Regions from separate parts of the Mus musculus genome. Here region 2 is linked to region 1. Evidence: chromatin contacts called from ENCODE POLR2A ChIA-PET data. All regions are on one chromosome and are shown on one strand. Each heading gives the region's core, a stretch centred on a gene start or an enhancer-like site at or near the end of the contact. The rest is flanking DNA. Distances are from core to core; before and after follow the strand shown. Region 1 has its middle 14 kb from the start of Gm39623. Region 2 holds the start of Hs6st1 (heparan sulfate 6-O-sulfotransferase 1).

Region 1 (7,049 bases), core at 1,654-4,153:
TTTCTTTGTTTTTAGAATCTCATGTAATCCAGGGTAGCCTAGAGCTCACGACATAGCTGGTAGCTGTTGGGGTCCAGGATTCACCTTGCAAGCCACATGAACACTGATCTCAGTCAGACAGGGATAGTTTATTGAGCATATACCCCAAGACTGGTCAACCAGGGCTATGGTCCAGATTTGTGGACTGAACCATGGCCCCATGTTAAGATCTTACAGGATTTTTAGGCCCCAAATGCACATACACCTGTGCCGAGTTATTCCACCAATCAGGATTTAGGGATGGGGTTTCCTTAGGAACAGGTCTTGGCTGTACACTTATCCTGCCCCCATTGGTTGGGGTATCCAGCTGTGGCAGGGGACTTGCCTTGTCTAATATTCATGTCCTAATTTGTCTACCGGGATGGGGCTTGTCTAATATTCATGTTTTAACTTATGATTCATACCAGTAGCAAAATTATAGTTATGAAATAGCAATGAAATAATTTTATGGTCGGGGGTCACCACAACCTGAGGAACTATGTCAAAGGGCCACAGCATTAGGAAGGTTGAGAACTATTGATCTAAACACATATTGAAATGGCTTCTTGTGGAACTTGCCTTTCATTATAGGAGGATTCCCAGGGAGGTCTTGGGAACTTAAACTTTACTCAACCACTACTCAAAATGGAAGTCTTATTCCAAATAGTTTCTTATATTGGGCAGGTGTCTCTCTTATGTTGTGGTTCATCCCAGAGGTAGATTATACCATAAAAGCTTATTCAAAGGTACAAGAAGTGCTTGCTATTGGGTGGTTGTTTTTGGGTGCAAGTCTATTGTGGGTAACCATACAAAACAGTTGTGCTGACTTCTTTTTTTTTTTAATTAGGTATTTTCCTCATTTACATTTCCAATGCTATCCCAAAAGTCCCCCATACCCTCCCCCCCACTCCCCTACCCACCCACTCCCCCTTTTTGGCCCTGTCGTTCCCCTGTACTGGGGCGTATAAAGTTTGCAAGTCCAATGGGCCTCTCTTTCCAGTGATGGCCGACTAGGCCATCTTTTGATACATATGCAGCTAGAGTCAAGAGCTCCGGGGTACTGGTTAGTTCATAATGTTGTTCCACCTATAGGGTTGCAGTTCCCTTTAGTTCCTTGGGTACTTTCTCTAGCTCCTCCATTGGGGGCCCTGTGATCCATCCAATAGCTGACTGTGAGCATCCACTTCTGTTCTGCTGACTTCTATTGTGATTGGTTTTCTTCCTTTCTTTCTTTCTTCCTTCCTTCCTTCCTTTCTTTCTTTCTTTCTTTCTTTCTTTCTTTCTTTCTTTCTTTCTTTTTTTTAATGGTTTTTTGAGACAGGGTTTCTCTGTATAGCCTTGGCTGTCCTGGAACTCACTTTGTAGACCAGGCTGGCCTTGAACTCAGAAAGTGATTGGTTTTCAAGGGCACAAGAACATAATAGAAAGTGTAACCAATCTGGCATTAGAAAATTTCCTAGTATCAGAAGAAGCACATGAGAAAGTTTCCTTACAATGGCAGCGTAGTCCGGTAACAGCAACCTAGGCCTTAACACTTTCCCTAGGCTTTAACATTCTACTTAGGCCTTAATGTTTTACCTGGAGATCAGAAGGGTGCTGGAGAAACGGCTCACTCAGTAAAGTCCTTGTTGTACAAGCATGAGGACCTGAGTTCAAATCCCTTCAGAATGAATGTTTGAAAAGCCAGATGCAATTGTAACATGCACTGGGGAAGCAGAGATGGGAGGACCTCTGGGGCTGGCTGGCCAGCCAGTCTAGCCTACCTGCCTCAAGACTGAGGTTCAGTGAGAGATTCTCTCTGAAAAGCACAAGGTGGAGAGGAATAGAGGAAGACATCTGAAGTGGACCTCCGGCATGTACAACTGTCCAAACACACACAGACATGCATACACACGCATACAAATAAAAGGTCAGGAGGGCCTTACATATCTACCTCATATTTAAACAAATAATTTATTAACTGTTTAAACATTAAAAAAAAATGCCACCATGCCCAGCTGGACATGGGTCCTTGGGGTTCCAATTCAAGCCCTCATGTTTATGTGGCTCTGAAACTGTAAGCCAACCCCAGTTGAATGCTTATAAGAGTTGCCCTGGTCATGGTATCTCTTCACAATAATAAAACCCTAACTAACACAGCTACCTAGCAAAATCTTGTCTTAGTAAAATAGCAAAAAAGAAACAACCTTTTATTGGCTCCTATTTTGTCAGTGGCCAACGGGTTTCACCCCATGAGCATGAGATCTGCATGTCAGAGTGACTTGGAGCAGCAAGTCCCAAATTTTCATCAATACTTCCCCGGAACCTGGGCAGAGCCTGGGCGTGTGGTAAACATGGGCCCAAATAGAATTCTGAACAACTGGCAGCCTTACTTCATGAATAAAACAGGATTCACCCACCCCAGGAGCTGTGGCAGGGGTCCCTAAACCAACAAGGAATCCATGCGTGTGAGCAGAGCCTCTATCCATCGTGGAGGAAAAGAGGTTACATGGGAGCAGCCCAAAGCGCATGCTCCCTTCCCTGCAAGAGCAGAGGGAAAGAGGAAAGAACATGCAGAAATTATCTCTGAAGGCCATGTGGCCATTAGTGCACTGGCCACAGTGACTGAAGGCTGAGTGGTGTGCATGACAGCCCAGCCCATCACCGGAGCCTCTTGCTGCCCTTGGCCTTGGGGTTAAAGTAAGTAGCCTGCCAGCCCACAAAGCCAAAAACAATTATTTTAAGATAGAAGGGGAAAGGCACAAGCCAGCTCGAAGGAGCTCATCTTGCCTGGACCAGTGCTCAGAGGCCCAGGATGGGAGGAGCATGGTCTGTGGTCATCCTAGGCAGGAAGCCAGCTAAGGCACTGCTGCCAGGACCACAGGCACTGGAGCCAGGATCTACTCAGAATGCTCACAGGAGCCTGCAGGCCATCCGGAGCTGGCTTCCCAGGAATGCGTCTGCCTCCTCGGCAGCTGGCAGAGGCGTTGCCTTTCCTCTTCGAGGCACCGGCTGTGAGCAAATGTGGTGAGGCTACATCTGCAGGCAACAGCTTGGGCATGCCTCAAATTAGGAAAACGTTCTCTTACCGCTGAGCTGCAAAGCCCAGTTCACTGCTACAACCAAGCGAGCACCGCGGGATGAGGGAAGCAGTAGATTTCGGGCAGAACACGGGGACGTGCGTGCAGCAAATGCCTGTGGCTGTGAATTAGGACACACACGAGGAGCAGAGGCTGCCTGATGCACCACGAAAACATGGCAGGTGGGGAAATCTCTCATAGGCTGCATGCGCAGCCAGGAAGCCTTGAAGGCAGGCAGAGAACCCATCCGTGAGTTTCCACCCCTGATTCCCCACTGACCAGCCAGCTCTGTAGAAAGTCCTGGTAACCCTTTAACTTCAGTTGCTTCACCTATAGCATGAGATGGCCGGGAGGAAAAAAGAAAGATGCCACCGAAGAGGCAGTAACACGATTCAACACACTGCTGGCGTTAAGGCTGTGGGCACTGGGTTTGCGGCTTCTTCCTTGTTCTCTGGTGGAAACGCGAGCCAACCGTTGTGAATTTGCTGGCCATCTTCGTGACTCCTTTGTCTCTGGCCTTCCGAAAGCCATCCACCTCAGCCACTGCTTACCTGGACAAGGCTCTCTGCCTGACGGACCACCATCCCACAGTACTTAACCACAGACTCCAACCCCACTTCATTTACACAGTCAGCCAGAAGAACTTTCTTTTAAAAAACTTTTGAGTGTATTAATTATACATAATAATGGTTTTATTATGACATATTGTAGTGGCTATTCCTGGTTGTCAACTTGACAATATTTGGAATGAACTACAATCTGGAATTGGAAGGCTCACCAGTGACCCTTATCTGGAGGCTTGGAGATCCTTATCTGGATCTTGGTTTGAAGATCTTGAGCCATAGTGGCTATGGATTCCAGAAGATTGAATCTCTGAGTTTAAGGAACACACCTTTAATCTGGGCTACACCTTTCATCTGGGATTAAAGGTGTGGTGGAACACACCTTTAATCTGAGCTACACCTTCTGCTGGAGACAATATAAGGACATTGGAAAAAGGGAGTCTAGCTCTTGCTCTTGCTCCTTCGCCTGCTTGCTGCGTGAGACTGAGTAACTGCTAGATCCTTGGACTTCCATTCACAGCTGCGACTGAACCATTGTTGGGAATTGGGCTGCCGACTGTAAGTCATCAATAAATTCCTTTACTATTTAGAAATTATCCATAAGTTCTGTGACTCTAGAGAACCCTGACTAATACAGAAGTTGGTACCAGGAGTGGTTCTAGAGTAACAGAAGTACAAGGATGAATCTTTTAAAATACTGGAATTGGCTTGTTGATCCACCAGCACTTTCAACTATTGAAACCTCTCCAGATTCTCTCCCTCCTGGGAGCTCAGAGAATTTTGAAGACCCATGGTTGAAACTATATTCCGAACTTAAAGAAGCTAATGACCTTGATTTTCTTAATGAATTAGGTGATTCAGTGTACAAAGCTTTCTACAAGATGGGGAAAAAATCGGAAAATGATTTTACTGGCTGGCTGCTCTTAGTATCTGTGGAAAAAATGATGAATGAAAGGAAGGAGTTGTGTGATAAAATCGAAAGGCTCCAGACACAAGTAAACGATCTAAAAGTTGCTAAGTGTGTCCTTGAGGAGAATCTTCTCTCTTGTAGCAATAGAGCTCAAGTTGCAGAAAATCAAACAGAAACTCTCATTGTAAGGTTGGCTGAACTACAGCGAAAATTCAAGTCTCAGCCTCAGAGTGTGTCGACAGTTAAAGTAAGGGCTCTAATTGGCAAAGAATGGGATCCTACAACATGGGATGGGGATGTGTGGGAAGACCATGTTGAAGCTGAGAATTTTGAATCCTCAGATTCTCAAGGGTTTGCCCCACCTGAGGAAGTAGTACCCTCAGCCCCACCTCTTGAAATAATGCCTTCCCCACATGAGGAAATTAATTTTGCAGAGTCTGCTCACGGCCCACCAATAGTTTCTTCTAGACCTGTAACCAGACTCAAAGCAAAACAGGCTCCTAGAGGGGAGGTAGAAAGTGTAGTCCATGAGGAAATTCGCTACACTACTAAGGAGCTTAATGAGTTTGCTAATTCATTCAAGCAGAAACCTGGTGAATATGTGTGGGAATGGATTTTAAGGGTGTGGGATAAGGGTGGAAGGAACATAAAACTAGAGCAGGCTGAGTTTATTGACATGGGTCCTCTGAGTAGAGATTCTAGGTTTAATACGGAAGCTCGCATAGTTAAAAAAGGTGTCAAAAGTTTGTTTGAATGGTTGGCTGAGGTGTTTATCAAAAGATGGCCTACTGGAAATGACTTGGAGATGCCTGATATTCCGTGGCTTAGTGTTGATGAAGGGATTTTAAGACTTAGGGAAATTGCAATGCTAGAGTGGATATATTGTGTAAAGCATAATTGTCCACAATGGGAAGGTCCAGAAGATATGCCTTTTACCAGCTCTATAAGACGCAAATTGGTGAGAGGGGCACCAGCACATTTGAAGGGTTTTGTTCTTTCCCTTTTCCTTGTGCCAGATCTTAGCATTGGAGATGCTTCTGCTCAATTAGATGAATTAAATTCACTGGGTTTAGTTGGATTCCGAGGTAACAAGGGCCAGGTGGCAGCATTGAATCGCCGGAGACAAGGTGATCCTAGTTATTATAATGGACAGCGTAGACAAAAGAATGTTTATAATAACATACCCAGTAATGGTCAGCACAGGAGAGGTGAAATTTATAATGGCATGACTCGGTTGGACCTTTGGTACTGGCTAACCAATCATGGTGTTTCCAGGAATGAAATACATAGGAAGCCTACTGCATATTTGTTTGATCTGTATAAGCAGAAAAATTCTCAAACAAATGAAAGAAAGGCTACATTAGATCGTGGTAAACAGCCAAATGAAAGAAAGGCTACATTAGATCGTGGTAAACAGCAATCTCGGCCAGTGAATCAATTTCCAGACTTGAGACAGTTTGCAGATCCGGAACCCCTTGAATGAAGGGGTGGCCAGGTTCCGCTGAGGAAGGATCTTGATAAGACACTCAAAGGTTTTGCTGTTACCCTTTCTCCAGTTCTTCCCCAGAGGGACCTACGGCCTTTTACAAGGGTAACTGTACACTGGGGAAAAGGAAATAATCAGACTTTTCGGGGTCTGCTGGATACTGGTTCTGAGTTGACACTGATCCCAGGGGATCCCAAGAAACATTGTGGCCCTCCAGTTAAAGTAGGGGCTTATGGAGGGCAGGTGATTAATGGAGTTTTGACTGATGTCCGACTCACAGTAGGTCCAGTAGGTCCCCGGACACATCCTGTGGTGATTTCCCCAGTTCCAGAATGTATAATTGGGATAGATATACTCAGAAATTGGCAGAATTCTCATATTGGTTCCCTGAACTGTAGAGTGAGGGCTATTATGGTTGGAAAGGCCAAATGGAAGCCTTTAGAGTTGCCTCTGCCAAAGAAAATAGTGAATCAAAAACAGTATCGTATTCCTGGAGGAATTGCAGAAATTACTGCCACTATCAAGGACTTGAAAGATGCAGGGGTGGTGGTTCCCACCACATCTCCGTTTAACTCTCCTATCTGGCCAGTGCAGAAAACAGATGGATCATGGAGAATGACAGTTGATTATCGAAAACTAAATCAGGTAGTAACTCCAATTGCAGCTGCTGTACCAGATGTAGTTTCGTTACTTGAGCAAATTAACACATCTCCTGGCACCTGGTATGCGGCTATTGATCTGGCAAATGCCTTCTTCTCAGTACCTGTCCATAAGGACCACCAGAAGCAATTTGCTTTCAGTTGGCAAGGCCAACAGTATACCTTCACAGTTTTGCCTCAAGGATATATTAACTCTCCTGCCCTGTGTCATAATTTAGTTAGAAGGGATCTTGATCGTTTGGATCTTCCACAAAATATCACATTGGTGCACTATATTGATGACATTATGCTGATTGGACCAAGTGAGCAGGAAGTAGCAACCACTTTGGACTCATTGGTAACACATATGCGTAT
Region 2 (7,049 bases), core at 1,700-4,199, 38 kb after region 1:
CCGCACGAGTCCCGGTGACAGACAAGCCTCATCGACCTCACGGGCAATCCACAGCAAACCCTTGGTGTCACATTTCTGCCAGTTTTTCAGGGGAAAGAGCCTGGTGAAGACTGGCTAGTCGGGCTACAAAGCCTCACTCCTTGACCTAAGACGGGGGATTTGACTTCCGGGTAGTTCCCACTCACCAATTGCCTCCTCCGGAGTATCAAGTTGCACCTGCTGGGCTTCTTATAAATAGGGAGAGTAGGCAAAACCTTCTCTGTGAGAATTTAGGAAAGAGAGGGGCTTCCTGGCTGAGGAGGGGGCTCTTCAACCGTTCTGGCAAGAATGAAGTTTGAGGAAGCAGCTTCTCTTGATGAGATGTCAATCCCTGAGCCAGTGTGCTATGGCTACCTCTGCAGTTTGTCACAGGGACAACCACCCACTGGGTACCTATGCCAGACTCTTCTGCTCTTGTCAGACTTCCGTTTTCCCTTAGGGGCAGCCAAGCATAGGTGGGTCTCTTGGCAGTAAAGCCTAGTGCACTGACCCTCCGCTTTTTCCTCTGGCCCCGGGGGAACAGAGATGAACACAGGCTGGACGCCACACGGCCAGGGAACAGAGTGAGAGAATTTGTCTAGCTCTGGAGAGCTCTAGACCTTCGTTTTCACTTTTGTGGAACGATTGTTTTAGCTCGTTCTTGCAAGGCTTGCTAGTGGGATTGGAAATAACATAACTGCTATGTCTAGTACTGGAACAACTCTGTTTGGGATTGACCTCTTGGTAGATCCTTAGCATCTGAGCAGAACCATCAGATGGGTTAGCTGGCAGCAATGCTGTGTAAATCTGGATTGCTGTCATCCAAATCCCATGCTGGAATGCCGCCCTGGTCAACTTCTAAAGGGAGCGCCCTCAGCACACTGCTGTGTCGCCATACCTAACCAGAATAAATCATTACCAAACAGACTGCCCTTGGGTTTCTCTGGGCCAGGGGCAAAAGGCCCTGGGTGTCACCAAGGACACCTGTTGCCCTGGTTCTAGGTCATTATGTAGTGTGTTCAGGGCCATGTGGCGGTCTGACCATAGTGGTAACTTCTGCAATCTGCCTGCAAAACATGTCCTCTCTCTCTCTCTCTCTCTCTCTCTCTCTCTCTGTGTGTGTGTGTGTGTGTGTGTGTGTGTGTGTGTGTGTGTAGGACAGAGGACAATGGACAACCTTGGATATTGGATATTGTCCTTTGAGAGGTACACCTTAGTTTCTGAGACAGTGTCTCACATTAACCTGCTGCCTTATAGGCTAGACTGGCTGGCTTGCAAGCCCCAGGGATCTGCCTATCTCTTCTTCCCCAGCAGTCCTGGGCTTGCAAACACAGGCCAAGTATCCCTGGCATTTTATACCTGGGTTCTGGGTACCGAACCCAGGTCCTGAGTCATGCACAGCAAGCACTTTACCAGCTGAGCCCAGTTTCTTCACATTCCTGACAAGTTGGATATAAGTGTGTCTGCATTCTCTCCTGATCTCACCGTTTGGGAGGGCTTTCCTCTTAGCTCTTATTTGTGTGTGTATGTGGGGTGGGGTGGGGGTTCAAGACAGGGTTTCTCTGTGTAGCCCTGACTGTCCTGGAACTCTCTCTGTACACCAGGCTGGCCTCGAACTTAAGAAATCCGCCTGCCTCTGCCTCCCAAGTGCTGGAATTACAGGCATGCACCACCACTGCCCAGCTGCTCTTTTTTTTCAAGTCTTTTTTTTTTTTTTTTAACTTGCAGTCAATGCTTTGGACCACTATTGCCACCCCCTCCCCTTCTCTCCACTTTTTGACCCACCCCTTAGCAGGACAGATCCAGGGCACTACCCAGGGGTACTTGCTGTGGGCACCTGAGCCTGGCCTGGCAGTGGGAGCACCTCCCAGAGGCCACTCTGGCCTGAATCCAAACACCCAAGCCCCTCCCAGCTACCCTAGGCTGTGGAACTCTGCACAGGTCATTTCACTCCCCACCTCCAGTTGTTCTGGCCGCCTAAGTATAGCTAGGGGCCCAGTACAGAGTACAACATGGGCGACGGGACCTTCCACATGTTATAGGCTGCATAGATTACTACTAGAGCCTCCAACTTGCAGCCTAGGGCCCAGGCGACCCTCCACTACAGGCAGAGCACCAATCAAGGCTGCAGATACTGCTGCCAATGTAAAAAAAAAAAAAATCACGAAGGTTGGAATTTTAATTTTTTTCTAATGTTGGTTCACTATTTTGTTTGTTTGTTTGTTTGTTTGAGTATGACCAGGATCAAAACAGGGCACACTGGGCGAGAGGGACAAATAAAGCTTGTCCTCTGGTCTCTGCACACATTTCGGTTTATCTTCAACTGAGGGCTTTGGGTCATTGTCCCAGTGCCTCCAGGGGACTGGTGATATCCACGTAAGAGCCGGATCCATGCCCTTAACGTCTCTCTTCCTTCCCCACCCTTACTGGTAGTCCTAAACCACCTGGTGGTCCCGACTCCCAGCGCTCTCGAACTTGGAACTTCCTATCCTTCAATGTGAAGGTCAAAGCCTCCGTATTCCCGTGGGAGACAGAGAGCGCAGGTAACACAAACTACCATAACCAGAGAAGGTGAAAAAACTCGGGCTCCCAAACCCAGGACCAATGCCCAAAAGAGCCACCCACTCGTAGGCTCGGGACAACCCAGTCGCCACCCACAGGTCTGCGAGCTGGATCCAATGCCCTTTCCGTAGCGACCGGCGTTGACAGTGTGAGAGACACGCGACCCGTCGCCCAGCTCTGGCCTGTGCCTGGGCCTCCTCCGGCCCCGCCCCTCCCCCAGGGCGCTCCAGAGGCGGAGCGGAGGATCGGAGCGGGCGGCGACAGCAAGAGGCGCCGCGAGGGCGGGCCAGGGGCGGGCCGGGGCGGAGCCGCGACGAACTGCGGAGACGCGGCGGCGCACGGGGCGGTGCAGAGCGTTCTCGGCGCTGAGCTTTGCGGGCGGGTGCGGGCGCGCGCGGCTGCGGGGCGCTGTGGCGGGGGCCGGGCTGTACGCTAGCCGAGCCGGGATCGGGGCGGGGAGCAGCCACGGCGCCGCCGAGGCCCGGGGCCCGCGACGCTGCGCACAGCCTGGGCGCCGAGTAGCCGGGCCGGGCCGGAGCGCGGGCGGCGGTGGCGGCGGCGGTGGCGGAGCAGCTGCGCCCCCCGCCCTCCCAGGCCCGGCGCCCGGGCCGCTGGCGATGGTGACACATGCGGCGGCGGCGCGCCGGCGGCAGGACCATGGTTGAGCGCGCCAGCAAGTTCGTGCTGGTGGTGGCGGGCTCGGCGTGCTTCATGCTCATCCTTTACCAGTACGCGGGCCCGGGGCTGAGTCTGGGCGCGCCCGGTGGCCGCGTGCCCCCCGACGACCTGGATCTCTTCCCCACGCCGGACCCACATTACGAGAAAAAGTACTACTTCCCGGTGCGCGAGCTGGAGCGCTCGCTGCGCTTCGACATGAAGGGCGACGACGTGATCGTCTTCCTGCACATCCAGAAGACCGGCGGCACCACCTTCGGCCGCCACCTAGTGCAGAACGTGCGCCTCGAGGTGCCCTGCGACTGTCGCCCGGGCCAGAAGAAGTGCACCTGCTATCGGCCCAATCGCCGCGAGACCTGGCTCTTCTCTCGCTTCTCCACGGGCTGGAGCTGCGGGCTGCACGCTGACTGGACCGAACTCACCAACTGTGTGCCCGGTGTGCTAGACCGCCGCGACCCAGCAGGTCTGCGTTCGCCCAGGTGAGCGCCCGCTGCGGGAAAGTGTGATGGCGGGGGGGGGGGGGGGTACCCCTAAGCCCCGGGCCAGATCTGCCCTCTCCTCTCTTGGGGCCCCTTCCAGTCTGCGGGATCCCAGGATTCCCATCTCATCCTTCCCTACACCTGCCACTCCTGACCTCTGATCCCTCTTTTCACCCTCTGTTCCGTGCCTCTCCTCGCCACTGGCCTGTCTGCGCAGTGCCCAGACTTCCTCCTGGGTCACTGCCCGCTGCTCTCTGTCCACCCTACCTGCTATGCACTGCGGGCTAGCCTGAGAGATAAACCTCGGGGACTAGAGGTCCAGGCTTGGCTCTAGAGGCAGAAAAACAGGTGTGTCTCTGTGTGCATGTGTAGCCCGTACCCGTCTAGTACTAAAAGTGGAGCAAGAGAAATGCGGTTCCTCTTCCTGTGCACCTGTGGTATCTCCAGGCCCTCCGGTGCCTGCCAGCCTGGGGAGGAGCTGCCAGGAAAGGGGTGGGCTCTGCCTGCCGGTGTGTGCAGGTAGAACAAAGGCCCGTGTGACCCAGACTGAAGTCGGAGAGAAGGCAGCACTACCTGGCCTCCCCAGCCACAGAAGTGGAACAAAAGCCTCCAGTTGAGGACTGACTTCCCTAGAAATCTATCCACCGGCCAGGTTAGGGATAGCTGAGACCGTCAAAGCTACTTGTAAAGCCAGGGACCTCCCAGCAAGGCCCATCACTCTCCTCCTTGTCTGGGGATGTGAGTGAGGGCCAGCCCCTCTGAAAGCACTTTGTAAAGTTGAGATTGTAGCCCTGTTTCTGTTGGTGCCCAGTGATCCTCCTGGGATTACCTTCTTCCTAACCCGCCCCACCCCACCCCAGGAATTAGGGCTTCTAGCCTGCCTTTGTTTCTCTTCCATATTTGCTGTAGGACTGAACTTACAGAGGAGCTAGGAAGTGGGTGTGGACAAATTTTAACTGAAGTCGCTATTTTCCTTGGTACACTTGGGGCAGGAAGGTGCTGGCTCTCCTGTGGGGTTGGGACTCTAGGGTCCAACCAACCTGGAGCTGTTTGCATGCTTTACAGGCTGCTAGAGTTGAGTGGTAGATACACACACTGCACCCCACGCCTAGCAGTGCTCAAGCCAAGTGGAGGTATTCCATGGCCCTAACCTGGACCCAGAGTCTCCTTTCCAGGCCCTCGAAACTGCTTCCTGTCCACATAAGCTCTGCCGTACACACGTACATGTTTCAGTTCCAGGACCCATCCCAATAGTTCAGCCATGCTATGCTTGAGTCCAGGTCTGGCCATAGCAGCTGTCCACTGATCCACCAGTCAAGGCTGTGGGTGCCCATTGCTGGGCACACGCCAGCAGGCCCAGGGAAGTCCTCTCTGTCAGCAGGACGTGGGGCTTGAAACAGTGGACATGCTAATCATAGGAGGTCTAGGCAAACTGCATGCATGCTGCTCTTAGAGCTGTAGAGAGGCCAGAGCTTCGGGGTGAGCCTACCCCTCACGGACCACACTGCCCACAGATTGTAACAGAGTGAAGGACCACAGTGCCCCTTGACTAGAAGTTTATCAGAGGCTCATGATGGAAGGAACAGGGAGGTGCATGGCCCCAGATGCTGTTCACAGGCCTTGACTGCCTGCAGAGGGTGTAAGGGCCAGGGATGAAGAATGCAGGGTGGTCTACTGATTCCCCCCTCCTTGGGGGAGGGGAGGGCGGGACTTGCTGACTCAGCAACAATGGGCAATGTGGGGAGGGGCCCCCAGGGCTCGTGGTTCCAAAGCTTGTAACTGTGCCACCCAATAGGTGACACTGGGTTTCTCTTCATAGTGCTCCATTTGTTTAAGGCACTAGGTAAATGACTTCCCCTCCCCCGCCACCTCTGGCCCCCCAAACTAATCTAAGAGACTTTTATGTATTGAACTCCTGGCTGCCCCTGAGTTCCCCAGCTGACTCCCATCTGCCCAGGGACCCTGTCACTGTCAGGGTTGACTGCCTGATGGCTGGTGTTAAGTGGCACTCACTGTTACCCTTTAAGGCCCGATCCCCCCCCCCCAAGACTCCTTGCAAACTAGGGTGGGCCTTCTCTTCCTCTTTTCTCTGCCCTCAGGGTTATGGTAGAGCTTGAACAAATTACTTTACCCAGCTCCCAACCTCCTCATGGCACATCTGCCTGGGGCTGCTCTGAACTGGGGACACATCTGGGTGACTCATGAGGCCGGGCAGGTCCTCCACTCCTTCCTAGGTTTATAACTTACAAAATCGATTGGTACTTCCTGCTTCGGTAGGGGAACAGGTGTGAGCAATGCATTGGAGGTCTCTGTGGCCTCTGCCTACTACGGACGTCTCACATCTGTTAGCAAAAGCCTGCGTGCTTACAAGACCAGTCTGGAGAGACAGAAGGCTTGCTGGCTAGCCTTGGACATATGGAACTGCAGGGGATGAGTGTTACCAAGGACCATTGGCACCTGGGCCAGCTCTAGTCTGACAGTGTGACTATCTGGCTCAGAGAACTCTAACCCTGATGGACATAGCATGCCCCAGGGGTCTGGTGAAGCCCAGTTGGTGGCTCTGGGCTCAGTTTGGTGACATCATTAACAGATAGGGGTGGGAGGTTTGAATGCCACTCAGGGGTGGTACCAGCAGTCCGGACCTACTGCGCCCTCCGGGGTCCAGTAGAGAGGAAGAGGAGGTGTCTTGCATTATGGTAAGAGACCTTGAGTCTCCCACACTCCCCCTTCTGTTGTAGTGATGGTTTTCTGTGACTGAGTAGGAAGAGGAGAATCCATATTCCTCTCCCATGGTTTTGCATATGTTGGCCATCATGAATAGCTCAATCTGTGGCGACTGCAGCCAGGCCCTCTATGTGCCCACTCTTCACTGCCGCGTGATAGAACGGGAGCTTTCTTCTTCACTTCTGTAGGAAGTGTCAAGTGGACACTCCTGTGTGCAAATATTTTACACAGCTTCCGTTTTCTTTGGAAATTCCTCTGAGGGGAATATCTGAATGCTTGGCAGCTCTGGTGAGTGTCCAGGTTAGTTTACTCTTGGGGACATCCTTGCTTCGTGCTTTCTAGCCAGTGCCATCAGAGTACCCTTCCCAGCTGCCACCTCCCTGGGATCATGACTGTGGTTTTAAAAAGTTTTCTTGGGCTAGGAATGCAGCCGAGTTGATTGAGTGCTGGTCCAGCATGCAGGAGGCCCTAAGTCCTATCCCCAAATACAAACCAGATATGGGGGTGTATTCCCTACAGAGAGTGGGAGCAGCCGGGTCAGAGGTCAGGGTCATCCTTGGCTATATAGTGAATTCCAGCCTGTGTTACATG

Evidence for each region. ChIA-PET counts read pairs that join two places held with the same protein, here RNA polymerase II (POLR2A).
Region 2: POLR2A ChIA-PET joins it to region 1 with 18 read pairs in Patski. The contact joins the promoter of Hs6st1 here to the enhancer-like site in region 1. POLR2A ChIA-PET finds 5 or more read pairs at or near these places in 5 of 5 experiments (Patski and embryonic stem cell).

The regions. Positions count from the first base shown.
Region 1 is chr1:36,027,694-36,034,742 of GRCm38, forward strand. No RefSeq gene overlaps it. Among named protein-coding and RNA genes, the nearest start is that of Gm39623, 14 kb to the left of the region's middle. Within about 2 kb of position 2,904, at least 3 of the 3 ENCODE cell types and tissues checked have a DNase peak (open chromatin) inside an H3K27ac peak, as active enhancers do.
Region 2 is chr1:36,065,451-36,072,499 of GRCm38, forward strand. It overlaps Hs6st1 (heparan sulfate 6-O-sulfotransferase 1), which reads left to right and starts at 2,950. Exons shown (of 2, transcript NM_015818.2): 1 at 2,950-3,734. The coding sequence starts at 3,208. It overlaps Gm39624 (a long non-coding RNA gene), which reads right to left and starts at 793. Exons shown (of 3, transcript XR_865341.2): 1 at 186-793.